Regions from separate parts of the Homo sapiens genome. Here all the other regions are linked to region 3. A link is an interaction called in ENCODE POLR2A ChIA-PET data of the cell type or tissue named here. Cell type or tissue: K562. All regions are shown on one strand. Each heading gives the region's core, and the rest is flanking DNA. Links, peaks and the distances in the headings are about the cores only. Region 1 overlaps CRKL (CRK like proto-oncogene, adaptor protein). Region 2 overlaps CRKL (CRK like proto-oncogene, adaptor protein). Region 3 overlaps SNAP29 (synaptosome associated protein 29).

What was found. ChIA-PET counts read pairs that join two places held together with the same protein. Peaks named below come from ENCODE experiments on the same cell type or tissue, not always from the same donor. Only the 100,000 strongest peaks of a DNase experiment are listed, where the experiment ranks them.
Region 1: POLR2A ChIA-PET joins it to region 3 with 18 read pairs; 8 of 35 experiments call an interaction of 5 or more read pairs at or near these places.
Region 2: POLR2A ChIA-PET joins it to region 3 with 22 read pairs; 15 of 35 experiments call an interaction of 5 or more read pairs at or near these places.

Annotation. Positions count from the first base shown.
Region 1 is chr22:20,952,731-20,955,447 of GRCh38, forward strand. CRKL (CRK like proto-oncogene, adaptor protein) reads left to right here. Exons shown (of 3, transcript NM_005207.4): 3 at 1-1,017. Among named protein-coding and RNA genes, the nearest start is that of LINC01637, 3.0 kb to the right of the region's middle. In K562, for the core only: no CTCF peak of the experiment used is centred there; DNase peaks (open chromatin) are centred at 115 and 1,547.
Region 2 is chr22:20,917,883-20,926,938 of GRCh38, forward strand. CRKL (CRK like proto-oncogene, adaptor protein) reads left to right here. Exons shown (of 3, transcript NM_005207.4): 1 at 1-363. The coding sequence starts at 53. Among named protein-coding and RNA genes, the nearest start is that of CRKL, 5.0 kb to the left of the region's middle. RefSeq lists enhancers at 182-241, 6,749-7,396. In K562, for the core only: no CTCF peak of the experiment used is centred there; a DNase peak (open chromatin) is centred at 2,946; H3K4me3 peaks cover 2,500 bases.
Region 3 is chr22:20,866,616-20,876,505 of GRCh38, forward strand. SNAP29 (synaptosome associated protein 29) reads left to right here. Exons shown (of 5, transcript NM_004782.4): 2 at 3,722-3,918. Among named protein-coding and RNA genes, the nearest start is that of SNAP29, 13 kb to the left of the region's middle. RefSeq lists enhancers at 806-1,100, 961-1,492 and a silencer at 6,147-6,336. In K562, for the core only: CTCF peaks have their summits at 550, 925 and 1,396; DNase peaks (open chromatin) are centred at 226, 326, 986 and 2,146; H3K4me3 peaks cover 797 bases.

The DNA.
Region 1 (2,717 bases), core at 1-2,500, 86 kb after region 3:
ACCTGGGAAGGAAACAAATTACGTACTAGAGGGCATTGACTGGTTAAAAACTTGTGTATCCCGGGAAGGACCTGCGGTACAGGAGTCAGCCATGTCTGTGCTGTGTGGAACCACCTGATGACATGGTTAACGAGGAAGACGATGTGTTGACCGGCTGCCGTTTGAGGACTTTGGTCACCCAGACTAGACACCTTCTGTGCTCATGTTTGGAAAGCTGAAAGGGAAGGACAGCTGTGCCCTCCTGGGAGCTCATGTGTCCCTGGCGCTGTGCTAGCTTTCCTTTACAGCTGTTTACAGACAAGGCAGGCCTGAGGCAGATGGCCACTGCTCTTGTGATGTTTGCTCAGAGGAATATGAACATTTTATTTTTGAAAAGGGATGATGTGGTTTTTTGCCAGGTGTTTATAATTAATCCTTTAATATTATGGTTATTAACCTCTTAAACATGAATGAATTCTTGATTGTTTTAACACAGTACCTAAGACTAATGCTTTCTGTGGACACCACTGAGCTCTGCCTCAACTCCACCCTCTGCGACCGGAGGACTATGCCCCTAGTAACTGCTGTCGGTGTGGACGCTGTGCTGGTTCTGTTTTCTAAAGGAGCAGAAGGACAGGTCTCTGAGACAGGATCGTTGTCCCTACAGGAGGAACAGTGGCCTTGCTTCTTAGACGGTCTTCACTGTGTGTTTTAAAACAACAACAACAACAACAACAACAACATAAAACTCTTTTGACCTGTAACTTAAAGATCATAAACTTCAGGCAATAATATTTTCTGTGTAAGCTTTTAAAATTATTTTTGGGGATCATAGCTTGTTTTATTTTGTGCTATAAAATTAACAGTATTAAATGACTTATATTCTTAGAATACATCGAGTGTCTTTTCTTAACAGATTAGTGCCTTTTTATTTTTGTATTCCGTTTTACGTTACTGGTCCCAGCATCAAAACCCTTGTTTCCATGGCCTGTTTGTATATTGTCTCAATAAAACTTGCATCAGCCGGTGGTGGCGGCAGCTTCGGTGTTTCAGTGTCTCCTCAGTCCGCCCCCACTAGCCTCCTGGCAGTTCATCAGTGGTGAAATCTCTGATGCTTCTCAGAGACCCTTAGTGCTGCTGCTGACCAAGAGCTAGAATGAAGTCTTGGCATCCGCCCATTCCAACACTCGGGCACCCAGAGGAGAGCACCTGGGGTCTCCCTCCAAAAGAGAAATCTGCCTCCCAGAGTGTCTGTCTTGTAGGTATTGTATGGGAGCCTAGTGCTTGGCCTTCTGAGCATGAGGCAATAGTTCCCACAGGTTGCACCACCACAGAGAACTTGGATCTTTTTCCTTCTAGGCACCCATATCTGAGGCTTCTAGTAAATATTTCTTCAGCATGAGCTAACCAGGGTTGAATGGTATCAAGCAGAAGTCATGGGAAGTGAGCAGCCTCATTGCAGGTCAGGGCATGATATCTGTGCGGCTTTCTTGAATCCTTTTCTGTTCTTGGCTGTAGGTGGTTCTCCTGATGAACTTTGGGAGACCTCCAAGTGGATTGGCTTGAGGTGTTGGGAGGCCCACTGACACCCCCTCAGCCAGGGCCTTGTCTCTCCTACTCCCAGCTCTCAGTACATTTTATCTTTCACTTCACTGTACTCTATTCCCATGCCTATTTGTGTATTTTGAGGTGCATATTTTCTTGTAAAACCTCAGGAAGCCATTTTTAAAAATTATGGCTGGATGTGGTGGCTCATGCCTGTAATCTCAGCACTTTGGGAGGCCGAGATGGGCAGATCTGGAGTTCAGGACCAGCCTGGCCAACACGGTGAAATCTCATCTCGGCAAAAAATATAAAAATGAGCCAGGCATGGTGATGCAGGCCTGTAGTCCCAACTACTGTGCAGGGAGGGCCAAGGTGGGAAGATCTTTTGAGCTTGGGAGGCAGAGGTTGCAGTGAGCTGACATACCACTGCACTCCAGCCTGGGTGACAGAGGAAGATCCTTCTCACCGCCCTCCCCGCCCCCACCCCCACTAAGACAGTCTTGCTCTGTTGCCCAGAGCTGGAATGCAGTGGTGTGACGTCACCTCATTGCAACCTCCACCTCCCGGGTTCAAGCAATTCTTCTGCCTCAGCCTCCCCTGAGTAGCTGGGATTACAGGTGTGTGCCACCACGTCCAGCTAACTTTTGTATTTTTTAGTAGAGACGGGGTTTCACCATGTTGGCCAGGCTGGTCTCAAACTCCTGACCTCAGGTGAGCCACCCACCTCAGCCTTCCAAAGTGTTGAGATTACAGGCATGAGCCACTGCGCCCAGCTGAGACCCTGTCTTAAAAATAAATTTACCAGCACTTTGGGAGGCTGAGGCACTTTGGATCACAAGGTCAGGAGTTCAAGACCAGCCTGGCCAAGATGGTGAAACCCCGTCTCTACTAAAAATAAAAAAATTAGCTGGGCATGGTGGCGGGCGCCTGTAATCCCAGCTACTCGGGAGGCTGAGGCAGGAGAATTGCTTGAACCCGGGAGGCAGAGGTTGCAGTGAGCCAAGATCACACCACTGCACTCCAGCCCCATGGGTGACAGAGTGAGACTCCATCTCAAAAAAAAAAAAGTTAAAAATTTATTTAAGACAGTGTCTTGCTCAGGCTGGAGTGCAGTGGTAAGATGATAGCTCACTGCAGCCTCCAACTCCTGGGCCCAGGCAATCCTCCCACCTTGGCCTCCTCAGAAGCTGGGA
Region 2 (9,056 bases), core at 1,801-4,300, 53 kb after region 3:
CAGGCGAGGACAGCCGCCGCCCCTACCGCCGCAGAGTCCCCGGTCCAACACCATGTCCTCCGCCAGGTTCGACTCCTCGGACCGCTCCGCCTGGTATATGGGGCCGGTGTCTCGCCAGGAGGCGCAGACCCGGCTCCAGGGCCAGCGCCACGGTATGTTCCTCGTCCGCGATTCTTCCACCTGCCCTGGGGACTATGTGCTGTCGGTGTCCGAGAACTCGCGGGTCTCCCACTACATCATCAACTCGCTGCCCAACCGCCGTTTTAAGATCGGGGACCAGGAATTTGACCATTTGCCGGCCCTGCTGGAGTTTTACAAGATCCACTACCTGGACACCACCACCCTCATCGAGCCTGCGCCCAGGTACGCGAGAGCCCTCCCCGACCGCGGAGGAAGGTCGAGAACCGGGTCTGTCGAAGAGTGCTTGTATAGGGGGGTGGGGCGCGCTTGAACCCATATTCCCCGCATTCTGAACCAAATTATTTTCCAGAAGGCCTTCCTAACAGAAAGCTAGTGTCAGGATCTGGGTCACTGGATAAGAGGATGCGTTTTTTTTTTTTCCCTCTCACGAGGCTGTTTCTCAATGTGAAGAGGATGCGTTTTGAATGTTTAACGGTGGTTGCATAGTTAAAATGCACGCTTTTTGCCTTTCGTGACTTTCTCTGGGTGTAATACTGATGCAGGGATTTGTTGGTTTTTCTAAAAACCTCTTTTTTTTTTTTTTTTTTGAGACGGAGTCTCGCTGTGTCGCCAGGCTGGAGTGCAGTGGTGCGATCTCGGCTCACTGCAACCTCCGCCTCCCGGGTTCAAGCGATTCTCCTGCCTTAGCCTCCCGAGTAGCTGGGACTACTGGCTCACGCCACCACACCCAGCTAATTTTTGTATTTTTAGTAGAGACGGTGTTTCACCATGTTGGCCTGGATGGTCTCGATCTCTTGCCCTCGTGATCCGCCTGCCTCGGTCTCCCAAAATGCTGGGATTACAGGCGTGAGCCACCACACCCGGCCAAAAACCGTTTTTAAGCCATAGACTTCTTTGAGAATCTGAAGATAGCCGAGCACTCACCACCCCACCCCCACCCCCACCCCCACCCCTCCCCGCCAAAGGCACGTACACACAAGTTTGCACACCATCCCGGGTGCTTGTACTCCCTCCAGATCTCTGAACTCCAGGTTAAGAACTCCAGGACTGCAGCCTTTGGAACAGTCAAAAAAATGAAAATGCTTTAGCGTTTAGAAACAAAAAAACCTTTAACCAAAATATCAGAACTGTATATTGATACTGTGGTGCCAAGTTTGAAGCAGGCCAGACACCACCACTTTTATAGTACGTTAATTACAAAGATAAGAGAAGGTGCATTGGCTTCAGCGAGGATATTTTTTGGAAAATTTATTGCATATTTTCTCCCCGAGGACCATTAGTAGGCCAGAGATCAGTCTGGTTAATTTCCAAGGTGGAATTAGGCTAGAATGTTATTAAGGAAAATTTTTGAATGACACTTAGTTGTATCCTAGTTCAATTTCAGACATGCTTTTTGTGTTAAGTCTAATGATTTTGTATTTCTTATTTTAAAATTAACGCAAAGTGACCAAGCATTCTCTTTTCCAAGTGAAATACGTTATTTTAATTGATTAGTTGCTTTAATTTGCCTTAAGCGTTTTAGCAGAGATTTGCTTTTATTGTTGTGTTTGCCCTGTAACACTGATTTTATCAGAGGTTTCTTTTATTTAAATTATCCCAAATTTGAGTTGAAAAGTTGCCTAGAATTTTTAAAGTAACAAACTGGCCAGTTCGTTTCTTAAACATCTATTTTAAAAGGACTGGGTGTTGATACAGTTTTTCCAGGGTTAGATGTTTATGACTTTATGGATTTGTCGACCGGGTATTACTCTAAACTTTAAACATTAAAAGCTATTATAATTGAGGACACCAACTGTTTGCATAGTGGGATAGAGATAGAAAAAAAAAAGCCATGACAGTATAATGACTACAAGATTAACTACTGAACTAAATGGACTTTAAAAGTGGGGAGAAAGTGATTATAAATCAAATACTGTATAACAAAGACCAGGACACCAAGAATCTGATTGGTGAAACCTGCGGTTCCTGGCAGATGCTGGTAGTTGCAGTCAACTTTGAGCACAATATAATTCCAATTTAAGGAGTTGAGAATCTTAGAACCCACTGTAGTGAGATTTGTAATATGACTGAATAAATTCTTCCTCTCGTTTGTGAGCGTGAATTATATAATTAATACCAGGCATTCATTAAGCCATGCATATGCTTATGTTGAGGTCATGAGTACTAATAATACAGCTGTTTCAAAAAGCAAGTTAATGGGCGGGTGTGGTAGCTCACGCCAGTAATCCCAGCACTTTGGGAAGCCAAGCCGGGCGAATCACGAGGTCAGGAGTTCAAGACCATCTTGGCCAACATGGTGAAACCCCGTCTCTGCTAAAAATACAAAAAATTAGCTGGGCGTAGTGGTGGGTGCCTGTAATCCCAGCTACTCGGGAGGCTGAGGCAGGAGAATCGCTCGAACCCGGGAGGCGGAGGTTGCAGTGAGCCGAGATCGCGCCACTGCACAGCCCGGGTGACAGAGTGAGACTCTGTCTCAAAAAAAAAAAAGGAAAAAGTTAATGACTTGAGTCTCCTTCTAGAGGAAGGAAAAGAAGTATGCCGCTTCTCTCTATCCACAGAATCGCCTCCAGATTTTCCGTACATGCATGCATCTTCTTAGAGAACAAGCATGTAATTCTGTCTTTGCCCTCTTTCGTCCTTCCTTTACTGCAGCTGTACTAGGCTGCTCACTTATTCCCTGGTAGCCATCCTTCCTTACTCATACCTTTGTACCTTTGCACCTTTGCTCCAGCTGTTGGCTCTTCACTGACTGCCTTAACTACACCTCACTCTCCATCTGTTGAAATCCTACCTGTTGTTCCAGTCCCCTCACAGATTATAGGGCCTTTCTCTGACCCTACCCCTCACGTTCAGCTTTGTTTCTCCTTCTCTGTGCCCTCTGCCTCAGGCCTGTTGCTTTAATTTAGTTTTTCATTTTCCTAGGTATCTCTGAAGGAGATCACCATGCTGGTTGAATTAGATCCTGACTGAGTTTACTTTGTTATACTGAATCTTCGAATTGCCACTCCCAAGCCTGGTTTTCATGGCTTAGGTTTAACATGTTATTAGCCTTTTATAGAAAGCTAGTGACTACTAGAGCCTGGGCCAAACGGAAAACTCAGTGTAATGCTTCTTCGCATCCCAAACAGGGTACATTTAGTGGCTTAACTTTGCAGGCATCAAAACTGAGCTTTTAAAGCCAGAGTTTCATGCCTCTTGGCTAATATTTTGGTTTATCTTGCATAGCTAAAATTTGTAACAATAATGTCCTACTCGAAATTTAAGGACTGGTGGCTTGCATTGTTATAGTCTTATCCTTTTCATTAGAATGCTTCATAATTTTTAATTTTATATTTTTATTCAAATGTTTATAAGAGAATTATAACCCAGTGTAACCCAGTGTAGGTACTGGGAAAGATGTGTGACAGACATACTTTCTTCCTGTGGAACTCCTACTGTAGTGGAGAAGACAGACTGAAAAGTAGAAAAATAAAGTACTAGTAAGATCAATATACAGGAGGGACCTACCTGGGGTGGCGTGGTCAGAGAAAGCATGAAGCTAAGACCTGAGGGTAAAGAAGAACCCAGCCTAGGCAAGGCTTGGCCTGAGAGGAGGAGAAGAGCCTTCCAAGTTTAGGGAAAAGCTTATGTAGATGTCCTGAGGTGAGAAAGTCCATTGTGTTGGGAGTGTGTTTCTTTTCTTTCTTTCTTTTTTCTTTTTTTTTTTCTTGAGACGGAGTCTTGCTCTGTCGCCCAGGCTGGAGTGTGCGATCTCGGCTCACTGCAAGCTCCGCCTCCTGGGTTCACACCATTCTCCTGCCTCAGCCTCCCGAGTAGCTGGGACTACAGGCGCCTGCAACCATGCCGGGCAAATTTTTTGTATTTTTAGTGGAGACGGGGTTTCACCATGTTAGCCAGGATAGTCTCGATCTCCTAACCTAGTGATCCGCCCGCCTCGGCCTCCCAAAGTGCTGGAATTACAAGTGTGAGCCACTGCGCCCGGCTTTTTTTTTTTTTTTTTTTTTTTGGTAGATGACGTCTCACTCTGTGGCCAGGCTAGAGTGCAGTGGCCCAATCTCGGCTCACTGCAACCTCTGCCTCCCAGGTTCAAGTGATTCTCCTACCTCAGCCTCCTGAGTAGCTGGGACTGCATGGGACTACAGGCACCCGCCACCATGTCCGGCTAATTTTTGTATTTTTAGTAGAGACAAGGTTTCACCATGTTGGCCAGGATGGTCCCTATATCTTGACCTCATGATCCACCTGCCTCAGCCTCCCAAAGTGCTGGGATTACAGATGTGAGCCACCCTCTCCGGCCTGGGAGTGTGTTTCTTAAAGGAGAAAGGGGGACATATAAAATGAGTTTGGAGATAAAGATCAGGGTCAGGAATTGGGTTTTTATTTAAAGTGCTGTGGGCTCCAAGGAAGGAATTTGAGGCAGAGGAGTGACCTGGGGCTGTTATTGTAATCCAGCTACAAAATGATGGTGACTAATAGTGACAGTGGAGCTGTGACTTGGAGATGCCTATTTTGGAGATAAAATTGATTTGCTGGTGGGTGGGGATGAAGGGAAAGGGAAGAAGGGATGATTTGGTCTATTTGTAACTTTGTTATCTTCTGTGTTTTTATCTTTAACTGCTTTTTGTATTTGTGGTATTCCTATGGTGGATTTTATTTTATTTATTTTTTTGAGACCAAGTCTCCCTCTGTCCCCCAGGCTGTAGTGAAGTGGCATAATCTGGGCTCACTGCCACCTCCGCCTCTGGGGTTTAAGATTCTCCTGCCTCAGCCTCCCTAGTAGCTGGGATTACAGGCATGCACTGCCACACCTGGCTAATTTTTGTATTTTTGGTAGAGACAGGGTTTCACCATGTTGGCCAGGCTGGTCTTGAACTCTTGACCTCAAGTGATCCACCTGCCTGGGCCTCCCAAAGTGCTGGGATTACAGGTGTGAGCCACTGCGCCTGGCCTAGCTCTAGTGTATTTTTATTTAATAAGGGCTGTTTCCAGTTTAACAACAGAATGCTTCAGAAGGTAGCTTGCTTTGTTTGACATTTTCCATTTCTAGCTTGTGTCGATAGATAAATTCAGGCTATGAAGAAAAATTAGAATAAATAAAATTTTACCATTAAAAACTAAAGGAAGTTGGCCCTTCAAGAAAATAATGTACTGTACTCAGCAGACTTTGAGCATTACATGTACCTGGTAATATGGAACCAACATTGAATCAGACAGCCCTATCATGCTTCTGAGGAGCTTACTGGTTACTAAAAAAAAAATTTTTTTTTTTTTGAGACGGAGTCTTGTTCTGTCGCCCAGGCTGGAGTGCAGTGGCGGGATCTTGGCTCACTGCAAGCTCCGCCTCCTGGGTTCACGCCATTCTCCTGCCTCAGCCTCTTGAGTTAGCTGGGACTACAGGTGCCCGCCACCATGCCCGGGTAACTTTTTGTATTTTTAGTAGAGACGGGGTTTCACCGTGTTAGCCAGGATGGTCTCGATCTCCTGACCTCGTGAACCGCCCGCCTGGGCCTCCCAAAGTGCTGGGATTACAGTTATGAGCCACCGCGCCTGGCATTTTTTTTTTTTTTTTTGAGACAGAGTCTTGCTCTGTTGCCAGGCTGGAGTGTGGTGGTGCAATCTTGGCTCACTGCAACCTCCACCTCCTAGGTTCAAGTGATTCTCCTGCCTCAGCCTCCCAAGTAGCTGGGACTACAGGCGCACGCGCTACCACACCTGGCTAATTTGTGTATTTTTAGTAGAGATGGGGTTTCACCATGTTGAGCAGGATGGTTTTCTGTCTCTTGACCTCAGGGGATCTGCTCGCCTCGGCCTCCCAAAGTGCTGGGATTACAGGCGTAAGTCACCGCGCCTGGCTACTAAAAAAAAAAAAAATGTAAAGGTTGGCTGTGCTCGGTGGCTCGTGCCTGTAATCCCAGCACTTCGGGAGGTTAAGGCAGGAGGATCGCTAGATCCCAGGAGTTTGAGACCAGCCCTGGCAAGATAGTGAGACCCCATTCCCACAAAAAATTAAAAAATTAGCTGAGCATGGTGTCATGCGCCTTTAAGTCCCAGCTACTTGGGAGGCTGAAGTGGAAAGATTGCTTGAGCATGGGAGGTCGAGGCTACAGTGAGCTATGATCATGCCACTGCACTTCAGCCTGGGCAACAGAGCCAGACCTTGTCTCAAAAAATGAATGAATGAATGAATGTAAGTTGTATATATTTAATATATTTAATCTCCATGCATGGTGAAACAGCTGTGGGAGAACTGAGAAAGGGTGCTTAGTCTAACCTGAGAGCCCAGAAGAGGAGCCTCACACACCTGTGAAGTAGAAGCCAATCCCTGAAGGGACAGGAGGAAACAAGAAGCATGGTTGTGCCTCCTCTTTACATCCCCTGTTCTAATTATTTAAGAACTCAAATCTAGACTTCCATAATTTGGAATGGGGAAAGGATTGCCAGTAATTTTAATCAGCATAGAATTCAACTCTGTGAATAAACCCCTTTGCGTTTCTCCTGACCAGTAGTTAAAATCATGTGAATTTGATTCAGAGAAAAATACAAGAACATGGCCAGGTGCAGTGGCTCACGCCTGTAATCCCAGCACTTTGGGAGGCCAAGGTGGGTGGATTGCCTGAGTGCAGGAGTTTGAGACCAGCCTGGGCAACACGGTGAAACCCTGTCTCTACTAAAATACAAAAAATTAGCTGGGCATGGCGGCGTGTGCCTAAGAGGCTAAAGGCAGGAGAATCACTTGAACCTGGGGGGTGGAAGTTAAAGTGAGTCGAGGTCGTGCAGCTGGACTCCATCCTGGGCGACAGAGTGAGACTCTCTCCAAAAAAACAAAAAACAAGAACACTGTCATGCTGAGAATGGAATCTTGTCCAATTAAGAGTTGTGTTCCCAGCCGGATGTGGTGGCTCACGCCTGTAATCCCAGCACTGTGGGAGGCTTAGGCGGGCGGATCATGAGGTCAGGAGATCAAGACCATCCTGGCCAACATAGTGAAACCCCGTCTCTACTAAAAATACAAAAACTAGCTGGGCGTGGTGGCATGCATCTGTAGTCCCAGCTACTCCGGAGGTTGAGACAGGAGAATCGCTTGAACCTGGGAGGCAGAGGTTGCACTGAGCCAAGATCACACCACTGCACTCCAGCCTGCCAACAGAGCGAGACTCCGTCTCAAAAAAAAAAAAAAAAAAAGAGTTGTGTTCCCATGGAAAGTACTAGTAGCCATTCGATTTGTGACTTTTAAAACTCAAATCCACAGAATTGTGACCTAAATTTTTCCTTTTGATCTGAATGATTAGACTAGATTTCTGAGGGTCTTTAAGATTAAAATATTTTAATTCTGGGCCGGGCGTGGTGGCTCACGACTGTAATCCCAGCACTTTGGGAGGTCTGGCAGGTCGGGAGTTCGAGACTGAACCTGGGAGGCAGAGATGACAGTGAGCCGAGATTGCGCCAGCGCCACTGCACTCCAGTCTGGTCAACAGAGCGAGACTTCGTCTCGGAAAACAAAAAACAAACAAACAAAAAACATTATTTTAATTCTTTCAGATAAGTAAAAGGGGGCACAGCCTATTAGTTGGGAGTTCAGATTAACTTGAGTTGAATCTGAGCTAAAATCATAACAAGTTGGGTGGGGCCACCAGGCACATAGCAACTCACCTGGAATGAACGTGACAAGAACAGTGGAAGAGGATGAGAAGAGGCTTTGAAGGTGCACACTCAACGGTATTCGAATTCTGTCACACCAGTTTTGTGACAGTATTAAACCAGAGTTAGGTAATTTGAATACCTGAGCTTTTGTGCTTTCAGAAACAAAAAAGGAGGGAAATAGGAAAGGGAAGTTCTTTGATATATAGAGGCCTACAATATACCAAAGCTCACTGCTAGACTCTTGGAATCTAATGGAAGTAAACCATGTTTTTGTTTTTGATTTTTGTCTTTGAGAAGCTTTGGTCTATTGAAAAAATTAGAATGCCATGACAGCTTAAAAGCAAAGGCAATCAACTGTACCTAAGAGGTGGGGAGAGGCTTGAAAGAGGAGATGCTCTTCAACTGATTCTTTAAGGATGAGAACAAGTATACGAGGTAGAAGAGGTGGTGGTAGAAGAGATGGTGGCAGTGCTTGCTGGTAAAGACACAGTTATAATTAATGTAGATGATGGGCAGGAACCTAGGAAGGAAAGATAAAGCCAACTTGTAAAGGGCCTCCTCAGCCTTGTAAATGAGCTTAACAATGGGAGCCATCTAAAGTTTTTAAAAAGAGAACTGTCAGATTTTAAAAGGAGAACTGATGAGTTTTACTTTTGAGAAACTGCTCTGGGTGGGGAAAGATCTGAAGGACTAATTCTCTGTTACTGGAGAGGGACCCTGAGAAGCTGAGCCAAGATCAAATGCCATAGGAATGTAAAGTGGCACATAGAAGGTGAGGGGAGAGGTATGATGACTTCAGAGAGGATTGAGTGGTGCCTTTGAGACAAGAGAAAGGGATTAGGGTGGGTGCGTGATTCTTTTCAACAGGAAGAATCTTTCTTTGAGGTACCTGCTGGAAGCCAGGTGGTATTTAGCAATCTGATGGGTTTGTTATTGAGAAGAGAGGTAAGGGCTGAATACATATAGATTTGGGAATCGCAGCTTAGATGGGATCACCCAGAATGAGGAGGCAGAACAGGAATAAGTAGAGAAAGAGAAGCTGCGGAAGGAGAGGCAGCCACAAGCATAGGAGGAGGAGCCATTAGTGATGGCCTGAAAGCCCAGGGACAGAAGGGAGGGGACCTGGGCATTAAATGCTGGTCAGTGATAAAGAATGGTGGTTACTGGCTGGACATGGTGGCTCACGCCTGTAATCCTAGCACCTTGGGAGGCGGAGGCAGGTGGATTGCCTGAGCTCATGCGTTCGAGACCAGCCTGGCCAACACAGTGAAACC
Region 3 (9,890 bases), core at 1-2,500:
CCTTTGAAGGCCTTAGTGACATCCTGTGGGTGTTCCCTGCCGAGTCCTGTGGGTAGCCCCGCTCACTCCCCACACGGTTCCTCTGCCCCTGCACAAGCTGCACCCTCTGCCTGGTGCCCTTGCCCCACCCCAACTCTTCGTTGTGATTTGTTTTTAGGAAAACTAAGTCCAAATGGACAGGACCCCCAACTTTCTGACTGCCTAACTTCTCAGTCTCTCCTCCAGCCTCAACAGGGAGCCTCTCTGACCCCCACCTTAAGCTAAACAAAGAGTCTGCAGGGAGAGGTGACTCTGTGTGTGTATGTGTTTGTGTGCACGCGTGCAGTAGCTTTAGTTTCTGCCTCCCCCACAGGACTGTAAGCTCAGTGAAGCAAGGACTCATCTGCCTTTCTTGGATTCCGAGCATTGCAATGTTGTCAACAAATGAAAAGCTGAGATTGAACCTCACTCATCTTGCTCTCTGTTAGACTGTAAACACCATCAGGACAGAGACTTGGGATTGTTTCGTGGACAAAGAGAGAACTCTTGTTGGGGTTCAAGGGAGTAAGAAGGGCATCACCTGTAATGCTTAGTAATCACTGAAACAAGGAAGCACTTTGCATGTGCGTCCTTTACACTGAGGGCACCTGCGGAGCTCACTCCCCTAGCAGCCACCCAAGTCCGTTCAGGGACCTCATTCTCCCACGGGAAGTTGGAGAAGATGGGCCGTGGCTCTGCGGAGGGGGGTGTGGACCTGCCTCGGTACCTGGAGCGGTTGAGGCCTGTCTTGGTGGTGGCTGGGGCACAGGTGTCTGCCTGGCCTGTCCTTACAGACTGTCAGTGTTCTCTTTCCTGGTATTTTGGTGTTTGCTCTGTCAAACCCTTCTTCCTCATTGGTTGGAACTAGGTCACAAGCACATTAAGTCCGGTCATTTCCTCTGCCTTCTGGGGGTGGATTTTAGCAGAAGAAACAACTCCTCCCTTGCTGGCCTCATGACCTCTGGTGAACACTAGCTTTCAGCAAACAGAAACTTCCAGAGGCCAGAGCAGCACTCAGTCGCCTGGCCTTCCAGCCTCACAGGCAAGATAAGCCACCCTCACAGACTTCTCTGTGCTCCCATCTAAACATCTAAATCAGCCATCTGGTTTCCTTAACAGTAGCACAGACTCTGGGAGTTTGAGAGAATGTGTCTCTTGTGAATAAGAGAAAATAAGTCCATACTGGGGAAGGTAGCTCTCCAAATTGAGATGAGGAGGTCAGGGTGGGAGGGTGAGTGGTCGTGGGTTGGCCCTGATGGGAGGAGCTCACCATCAGGGAAGCTGAGGACCTCCCTCCTAATGTGACAGCAGAGTCTTGGCCACCTCTTCATTCCCCAGTCCCCAACCTGGCTGCTCTGAGTGTCTTTCCAGCTACTGGAAAGCTTCTTCTGCAGCCTGCAAAGCTAGCTGGAACTGGACTGTCAGAAAAACATGTAGATGCTGGAGAAAATCTGTTAATCCTAACGTATAGCTCTGCCTTATTCCAGAGAAGACCGCAGTGTGGACATGAAGATGATAAACTTGAGGTGATGGAAGGAGCAGAAATGCCAGATACATTAGCAGCTCTTTTTTCTTTTGAAAACTAGCCCTTGCAAGATTTGCTTGACATACTGAGTGACACTATCCAGAAAACATCTTTTTTTTACTTAAAAAAGGCTGATGGTTTGTTCAGACATCTCTTGTGAACTAGTGAAAAACATAAACGTTGAAAGCTGTAAAATTCAGCAGTTCTAAGTTTATTTCCAGCAAGAGTTAAACAAAGTTTAATAGTAAATTCAACCAACCAGTGTTTTAGCTTTTTGCCTATACATTATGTTTTTAAATTTCACCCATTAAACAAGGACTCAGGTTACACATTGATTCCTTAAGGACTTTAAGGAAGCCACAACCATTTATTTATAGTTGCATTTTGCTCTTCAGGTTTCCAGGATGTTTAAAATTTTTTTTGACTTTGTTTTTAGGCATCAAGAGAGAATATATCTAAAAAACATTTGCATAGTTAGTGTAATTGCTAAGCCACAGGGTGATGGGTGGATAGATTCAGAGGAAGGCAGCTGAGGGCAGAGGCTGCCTGACAGAGCAGGAAAAATGAAGCTCGAGAGCCTTCTGGCTGGAAAGGCAGCTCACAGATGGGCCGCAGCTGTAGATCAGTTCTGAACTAGGGACTGAAGCAAGTTTGTCGTAAATAAAGGAAAGTGGTAGTGTTGATGTTGTGAATGTATATCCACAACCAGAACCATCAGCTCTGGAGGGACCATCAGGCTGCCACTGTGGCCACAGAGCATCACTCACGTCTCCATTGGGCAGATTTGCAGAGACTCAGCAGTGAACAGAGCAAGTCCCTGCCTCGTGGAGCTCATATGCTGTGAGCGGTGGCTCATGCCTGTAATCCCAGCACTTTGGGAGGCCGAGGCGGGTGGTTCGAGACCAGCCGGGCCAACATGGTGAAACCCCGTCTCTACCAAAAATACAAAAAACTAGCCAGGCATGGTGGCAGGCGCCTGGAATCCCAGCTACTCAGGAGACTGAGGCAGGAGAATCGCTTGAACACAGGAGGCAGAAGTTGCAGTGAGCTAATATCACGCCACTGCACTCCAGCCTGGGTGACAGAGCAAGACTCCATCTCAAAACAGAAAAGGAGGTGGAGAAGAGGGGTAGTGGTTGGAAGAAGGAATTCTCCTTTAGGGAAGATGTCTGGGAAGGCCTCTCTGAGAGAGTGGCCTTTGAAAGGAGACCCTAATTGGATGAGGGATGAGAGGCTGAGCCATGTAAGTATCTGGATGGAAAACATTACAGGCGGAGACAGTGGTGTGTGCAAAGGCCCTGGGACAGGGTCACCCGTGTTAACAGGTTTTAAAGCTGGAATTGTGGATGGGCTAGAGTCAGACACTAATAGGGCCCAGAGGGGACACTGGTCCTTGAAATAGAATTTGAGGATTTGACCATGGCCAGGAGGCTCAGGTGGCCCAGTGGGAACTCCTTAAATGGGAACTTCCTAAAGGAAGAATATAAGAACCAAAGTCCAGGGGGCAGTGCCAGGCCCAACCTGTGAGGGTTCCCAGAGTTGGAGGGCTAGAGAGAATCTGCTTCCAGTTCAGGCCATAGACTCTGAACCTCACAGGCACATTGCCATCCATCTCCCCTCACCCCCAACCGAGACGGAGTCTTGCTCTGTCGCCCAGGCTGGAGTACATTGGCACCATCTTGGCTCACTGCAACCTCTGCCTTCAGGGTTGAAGCAATTCTCCTGCCTCAGCCCCCCGAGTAGCTGGGATTACAGGTGCCCGCCACAACACCTGGCTACTTTTTGTATTTTTAGTAGAGAGGGGGTTTCACCATGTTGGCCAGGCTGGTCTTGAACTCCTGACCTCATGATCTGCCCGCCTCAGCCTCCCAAAATGCTGGGATTACGGGTGTGAATCACTGCGCCACCCTCTGCCATCCATCTTAACATGGCGCCATGAGCCAGCCTCTCAGGAAAAGGGTCTCATGAACAAATGAGGAAAGCAAGTAGAGGTAGGGCAGGGAGGGAGAGGCAAAGGAATGTGTTGTTGGAAAGGGTAGTGTGCCCCTCACAGATGACAGTACCCGTCTCCAGATGTGCCCACTGAGAGTTTATGAAGGGGCTGCTCCATGTGGTCCTTGACTGCCCTGGGGGAGAGTCACAGAAAGCTATAATGCCACTGCCTCTCGGTTTCCCCAGGAGCTCGCCCGTCAGCGAGGAGTCCTGGAGCGCACAGAGAAGATGGTGGACAAGATGGACCAAGATTTGAAGATCAGCCAGAAACACATCAATAGCATTAAGAGCGTGTTTGGGGGGCTGGTCAATTACTTCAAATCCAAACCAGTAGAGACCCCACCTGAACAGAATGGCACCCTCACCTCCCAGCCCAACAACAGGTGAGTGCATCTTCTACCATCTGGGTATAAAGGAGCAGAAGTGGGGATTAGTGCAAATGACCAAGACTTTCAGTCCACGTCAGTGCCATGAAGGGATCCAACAACCCTTTAAGTTACTCATCAGGGGATATTTGTCCTCAAACATTGTGAAACCAGGAACTGTTCTTCCCTGATCCCATGTTCACTTGATTGACATCTAGTCTGTCAATAGCTTCTCCAATAATTGTGACCCCACTACTTTGAAAGAGAGGGTGTTCACCTCAGCGTAATCTGTACAAATGTGACTCACTTCACATAATTTTTGCTTTAAAAAATCTTTAGGGCTGGGTGCAGTGGCTCACACCTGTAATCCCGACACTTCAGGATGCCAAGGTGGGTAGATTGCTTAAGCCCAGGAGCTCGAGACCAGCCTGGGCAACATAGTGGGAACCCAGTCTTTACAAAAATTACCCAGGCATTGTGGTGCACACCTGTAGTCCCAGCTCCTCAGGAGGCTGAGGTAAGAGGATCTCATGAGGCCTGGAGATCAAGGCTGCAGTGAGCTGTAATGGTGCACTCCAACCTGGGCTACAGAGGGAGGCCCTGTCTCAAGAAAAAAAAAAAAAAAAGTCTTTATGTCTAAATTTGTCATATCTAATCCAATTCGCCCATTGATTTTTATTTGAAAATTATAAGGCTGGGCTCAGTGGCTTATCTGTAAAATCCCATGCTTTCAGAGGCTAAGGTAGGAGGATTGTTTGAGACCAGCCTAGACAACATAGCAAAGACCCGTCTCTATAAAAACTAAAAAAAAAAAAAAATTAGCCAGACATGATGGCACGTGCCTATATTCCTAGCTACAGGGGAGACTGAGGTGGAAGGATTGCTTTAGCCCAGGTGTTAGAGACTAGAGTTAAGCTATGATGGTGCCACTGCACTACAGCATCAGTGACAGAGTCTCCCTGTCTCTAAAAAAAAAAAAAAAAAAAAAAAGATTTAAAGCTAAATAATTAAAATCAAAAAAATAAAGTTAGAAGTTGCTTTCCTCAGGTTTTGGCTCGAAATATAAAATCATACATGAGACTGGGGGCCAGGCACGGTGGCTCACGCCTATAATCCTAGCACTTGGGGAGGCCGAGGCGGGTGGATCACCAAGTCAGGAAATCAAGACCATCCTGGCTAACATGGTGAAACCCTGTCTCTATTAAAAATACAAAAAATTAGCTGGGCGTGATGGCGGGCGCCCGTAGTCCCAGCTACTCGGGAGGCTGAGGCAGGAGAATGGTGTGAACCCGGGAGGTGGAGCTTGCAGTGAGCTGAGATCATGCCACTGCACTGCAGCCTGGGCGACAGAGCAAGACTCCGTCTCAAAAAAAAAAAAATTCATGAGATTTTGGTAGACTTCAGTGTTACATGTTCAAGGATAAAGGAATGGAGTTTCTGCTGAAGTAGATTACTATTGTTTGTATTTCAGATCACTGTGTCTGTTTTTATTACAAAAACAACATGGCCACATTACAGACAATCTATACTTTACCTACCGCAACACAAAAACAGAAAATTTCATTTTCCCCTTATTCAGTATTTTCATAGTTGTAACCATAGTATTCTTTTGGTTTGATAGCCTTTTTCTTCCATTTAACCCAGAAAAACTGCTTGATATTATGTGATAACTCAGGTTCCATAACCATCTCTCTCTCTCTCTTTTATTTATTTATTTTTTATTTTATTTATTTATTTTTTTTGAGATGGAGTTTCACCCTTGTTGCCCAGGCTGGAGTGCAAAGACGTGATCTCAGCTCACTGCAACCTCTGCCTTCCAGGTTAAAGCGATTCTCCTGCCTCAGCCTCCCAAGTAGCTGGGATCACAGGTGCCCACACCATGCCTGGCTAATTCTTTTTTTTTGAGACGGAGTCTCACTCTGTCACCCAGGCTGGAGTGCAGTGGTGCGATCTCGGCTCACTGCAAGCTCCGCCTCCCGGGTTCATGCCGTTCTCCTGCCTCAGCCTCCCGAGTAGCTGGGACTACAGGCGCCTGCCACCATGCCTGGCTAATTTTTTGTATTTTTAGTAGAGACGGGGTTTCACCGTGTTAGCCAGGATGGTCTCGACCTCCTGACTTCGTGATCCATCCGCCTCCGCCTTCCAAAGTGCTGGGATTACAGGCGTGAGCCACCACATCCGGCCTAATTTTTGTATTTTTAGTAGAGATGGGGTTTCACCATGTTGGCCAGTCTGGTCTCAAACTCCTGACCTCAGGTGATCCACCTGCCTCAGCCTCCTAGAGTGCCGAGCCACCACGCCAGGCTTTTTTTTTTTTTTTTTTTTTTTTTTTGAGACAGAGTCTCACTCTGTTGCCCAGGCTGGAGTGCAGTGGCACCATCTCAGCTCACTGAAACCTCTGTCTCCCAGGTTCAAGCAATTCTCTTGCCTCAGCCTCCTGAGTAGCTGGGATTACAGGCATGTGTCACCATGCCTGGTTAATTTTTGTATTTTTAGGAGAGATGGGGTTTCTCCATGTTGGCCAGGATAGTCTCGAACTCTTGATCTCAGATGATCCGCCCGCCTCAGCCTTCCAAAGTGCTAGGATTATGGGCGTGAGCCACCACACCTGGCCTCTCTCTTTGTTTTAATTCTGTAATGTGGAGCTTTTCTTTTTCATTTTATTTATTTATTTTTTAAGAGATGAGGTCTTGCTGTGTTGGCCAGGTTGGTCTTGAACTCCTGGCCTCAAGCAGTCCTCCCACCTCGGCCTCCCAAAGTGCTAGGATTACAGGCATGAGCCACCACACCTAACTGCAGAGCCGTTTTTTTTAATGCATCACTAAGGTACAGTAAAATATGTGCATCTTAAGTGGAGAGCCAGTGACTGTGAACCTGTGTACACTAGTGTGGCCACCACCCAGATCAAGATGTAGGGTGTGGCAGGGAGGAAATTAGATAACTACTTCAAACTCAGAGTGGGGCTGGGGAGAAACCAGTGTAGGTAACAAAGCTGGTGGTGATGGCAGAAAGAACAGGCAGGCGAAGCCATCAAGAGTTATGGAGAGGTTCAGGCATGGTGGCTCATGCCTGTAATCCCAGCAATTTGGGAGACTGAGGCAGGAGGATCACTTGATCCCAGCCTGAGCAACATGACAAAACCCCGTCTCTACAGAAAAACACAAAAATGAAGTTGGGCATGGTGGTTCAGGCCTGTAATCCCAGCACTTTGGGAGGCCGAGGCGGGTGCATCGTTTGAGGTCAGGAGTGTGAGACCAGGCCAGCCAACATGGTGAAACCCAGTGTCTCCTAAAAATACAAAAATCAGCCAGGCATGGTGGTGCCTGCCTGTAGCCCCAGCTACTTGGGAGGCTGAGGAGGAGAATCCCTTAAGCCTGGGAGGCAGAGGTTGTAGTGAGCGGAGATTGCACCACTGCACCTCAGCCTGGGTAACAGTGAGACTCTGTCTCAAAAAAAAAAAAAAAAAAAAAAAAAAAAAGGCCGGGCATGGTGAGTCACGCCTGTAATCCCAGCACTTTGGGAGGCCAAGGCCAACGGAGCACGAGGTCAGGAGATTGAGACCATCCTGGCTAACACGGTGAAACCCCGTCTCTACTAAAAATACAAAATATTATCCGGGTGTGGTGGCGGGCGCCTGTGGTCCCAGCTACTCGGGAGGGTGAGAAATGTGTATGGCGTGAACCCAGGAGGCGGAGCTTACAGTGAGCTGAGATCACGCCACTGCAACAGTGAGCTGAGATCACGCCACTGCACTCCAGCCTGGGCGACAGAGCAAGACTCTGACACACACAGACACACACAGACACACACACACACACACACACGAAAATTAGCCACACACACACACACACACACACACACACACACACACACACACACACGAAAATTAGCCGGACATGGTGGTACGTGCTTGTGGTCCCAGCTACTGAGGTGGCTGAGGTGGACCCGACCTTTTGGCTTAGGTGGGAGGATCACCTGAACCCAGGGAGGTTGAGCCTACAATGAGCTATGATTGTACCAGTCTACTCCAGCCTGGGTGACAGAGTGAGACCCTATCTCAAAAAAAAAAAAAAAAAAAGTACTGCAGGAGGGACCTGCAGAGTTGGCCCTGGGAACCTGCCGGCCTCAGTGAGTGCCCTGGGGAGGCACTAGCTAAGGTTATGAGGGTTGGTTGGTTTTTTTGGCTCAGCCATAATCACCATTCTGGGTTCTCCAGCTCAACCCTAATTTTAAACATCCGCCATTTCCCTCCAGTTCTAGTCGTTGCTTGTTTTTTGTTGTTTTTTTTTCAATATACATATCAGAAAGATGTTTTATATCCTAATCTTTGGCCACATTTAATTGCCATAGGAGAAGGTAGGATGTTCATTTGTTTTGGTCTAAGACATCCTCCATGTACAAACTCAGGAGCAGAGTGAGCCCTTGGAGGAGTGGGAAGCTGGCAAGTTTGTGACTAGCACCCTTTCACACCCTTCCACATCCTACATACCTCTTCACAAAGGCTGCTTCTGGGGCTCTTGGAGGCCCCTGCATCCCTGAACATAGCTATGAAAGCCATGGAAGTCCTGTGGCTCCAGGGGCAGTTTTCTTTTTTTGGAGCATCATGAAAACTCAGGGGCTTCCCAGCAAAGGCTTCCATCAGTGAGGCAGCCATAGTTATTTCAGTGAGGTGGGCTTTGTCTCTTGGGAAGTCCTGTTTGTCCTTGCTGACAGCTTTCCAAGCTGCTTGTTCTCATTTCCACTTAAAGCTGATGCGTTCCCGTCAAGGTCCCCAAAGTCATGTACCCTGCCTGGCCTGCCCCTAGATTAGCCCCAATCAGTTGTAGCATTCTTGCCATCTCTTAGTAAATTCAAGAAAGCAAAACTTTCACCCACACTCTGCAGTTCTGTGGGAGCAGAAGCTGCAGGAATGCAGTCTGTCTGTTGGAAGATATGGGGGAGGCAGACAGTCCACAGGGATGCAGTGGGGACCCAGAGGAGAGGGAGGTTGGCCCTGGGAACAGAGGAAGGCTGCACAAAGGACCTGACTTTTTGCAGAAGGTGAAGGTTTTGAGGGAACCCACCAATTGAAGGAGGGGTTGGTGCAGGCACATGGCAGTAAAAGCACAGGGGAAGCCGGGATGAAGGAAGTTGTTGGCCATTTCAAGGGCCCAGCAGGGCCAGACACAGTGGCTCATGCCTGTTATCCCAACATTTTATAAGGCCAAGGCAGGACAATCACTTGGGGCCAGGAGTTGAAGATCAGCCTGGGCAACATAGCAAGATTCTGTCTCTACAAACATAAAAAATTTTTAAAGCTGGGCATGGTGATACAGGCCTGTAGTCATATTTACATGGACGACCAAAAAAAAAAATGGGGGGGCGGCTGGGTGCAGTGGCTCACGCCTGTAATCCCAGCACTTTTGGGAGGCTAAGGTGGGCGGATCACGAGGTCAGGAGATCGAGACCATCCTAGCTAACACGGTGAAACCCCGTCTCTACTAAAAATACAAAAAATTAGCCAGGGGTGATGGTGGGCACCTGTAGTCCCAGCTGCTTGGGAGGCTGAGGCAGGAGAATGGCATGAACCCGGGAGGTGGAGGTTGCAGTGAGCCAAGATCAAGCCACTGCAGTCCAGCCTGGGCGACAGAGACTCCATCTCAAAAAAAAAAAATGCAATAAATTGTGAGTAAAATTTTTGTGATCCTGTCAAAACCTTTAATCCATAAATGCAGGAATACTGTCACTTAAAAACTTTGCCTTTTTTTTTTTTTTTTTTTTAAGACAATGTCTCGCTCTGTCGCCCAGGCTGGAGTGCAGTGGTGCAGTCTCTGCTCACTGTATCCTCCACCTCCCAGGATCCAGCAACCCTCCCACCTCTGCCTCCCAAGTAGCTGGGACTACATGCATGGGCCACCATGCACTGCTAATTTTCGTATTTTTTGTAGAAACAAGGTCTCACTTTGTCTCCCAGGCTGATCTCAACCACCTGGGCTCAACTGATCTTCCCG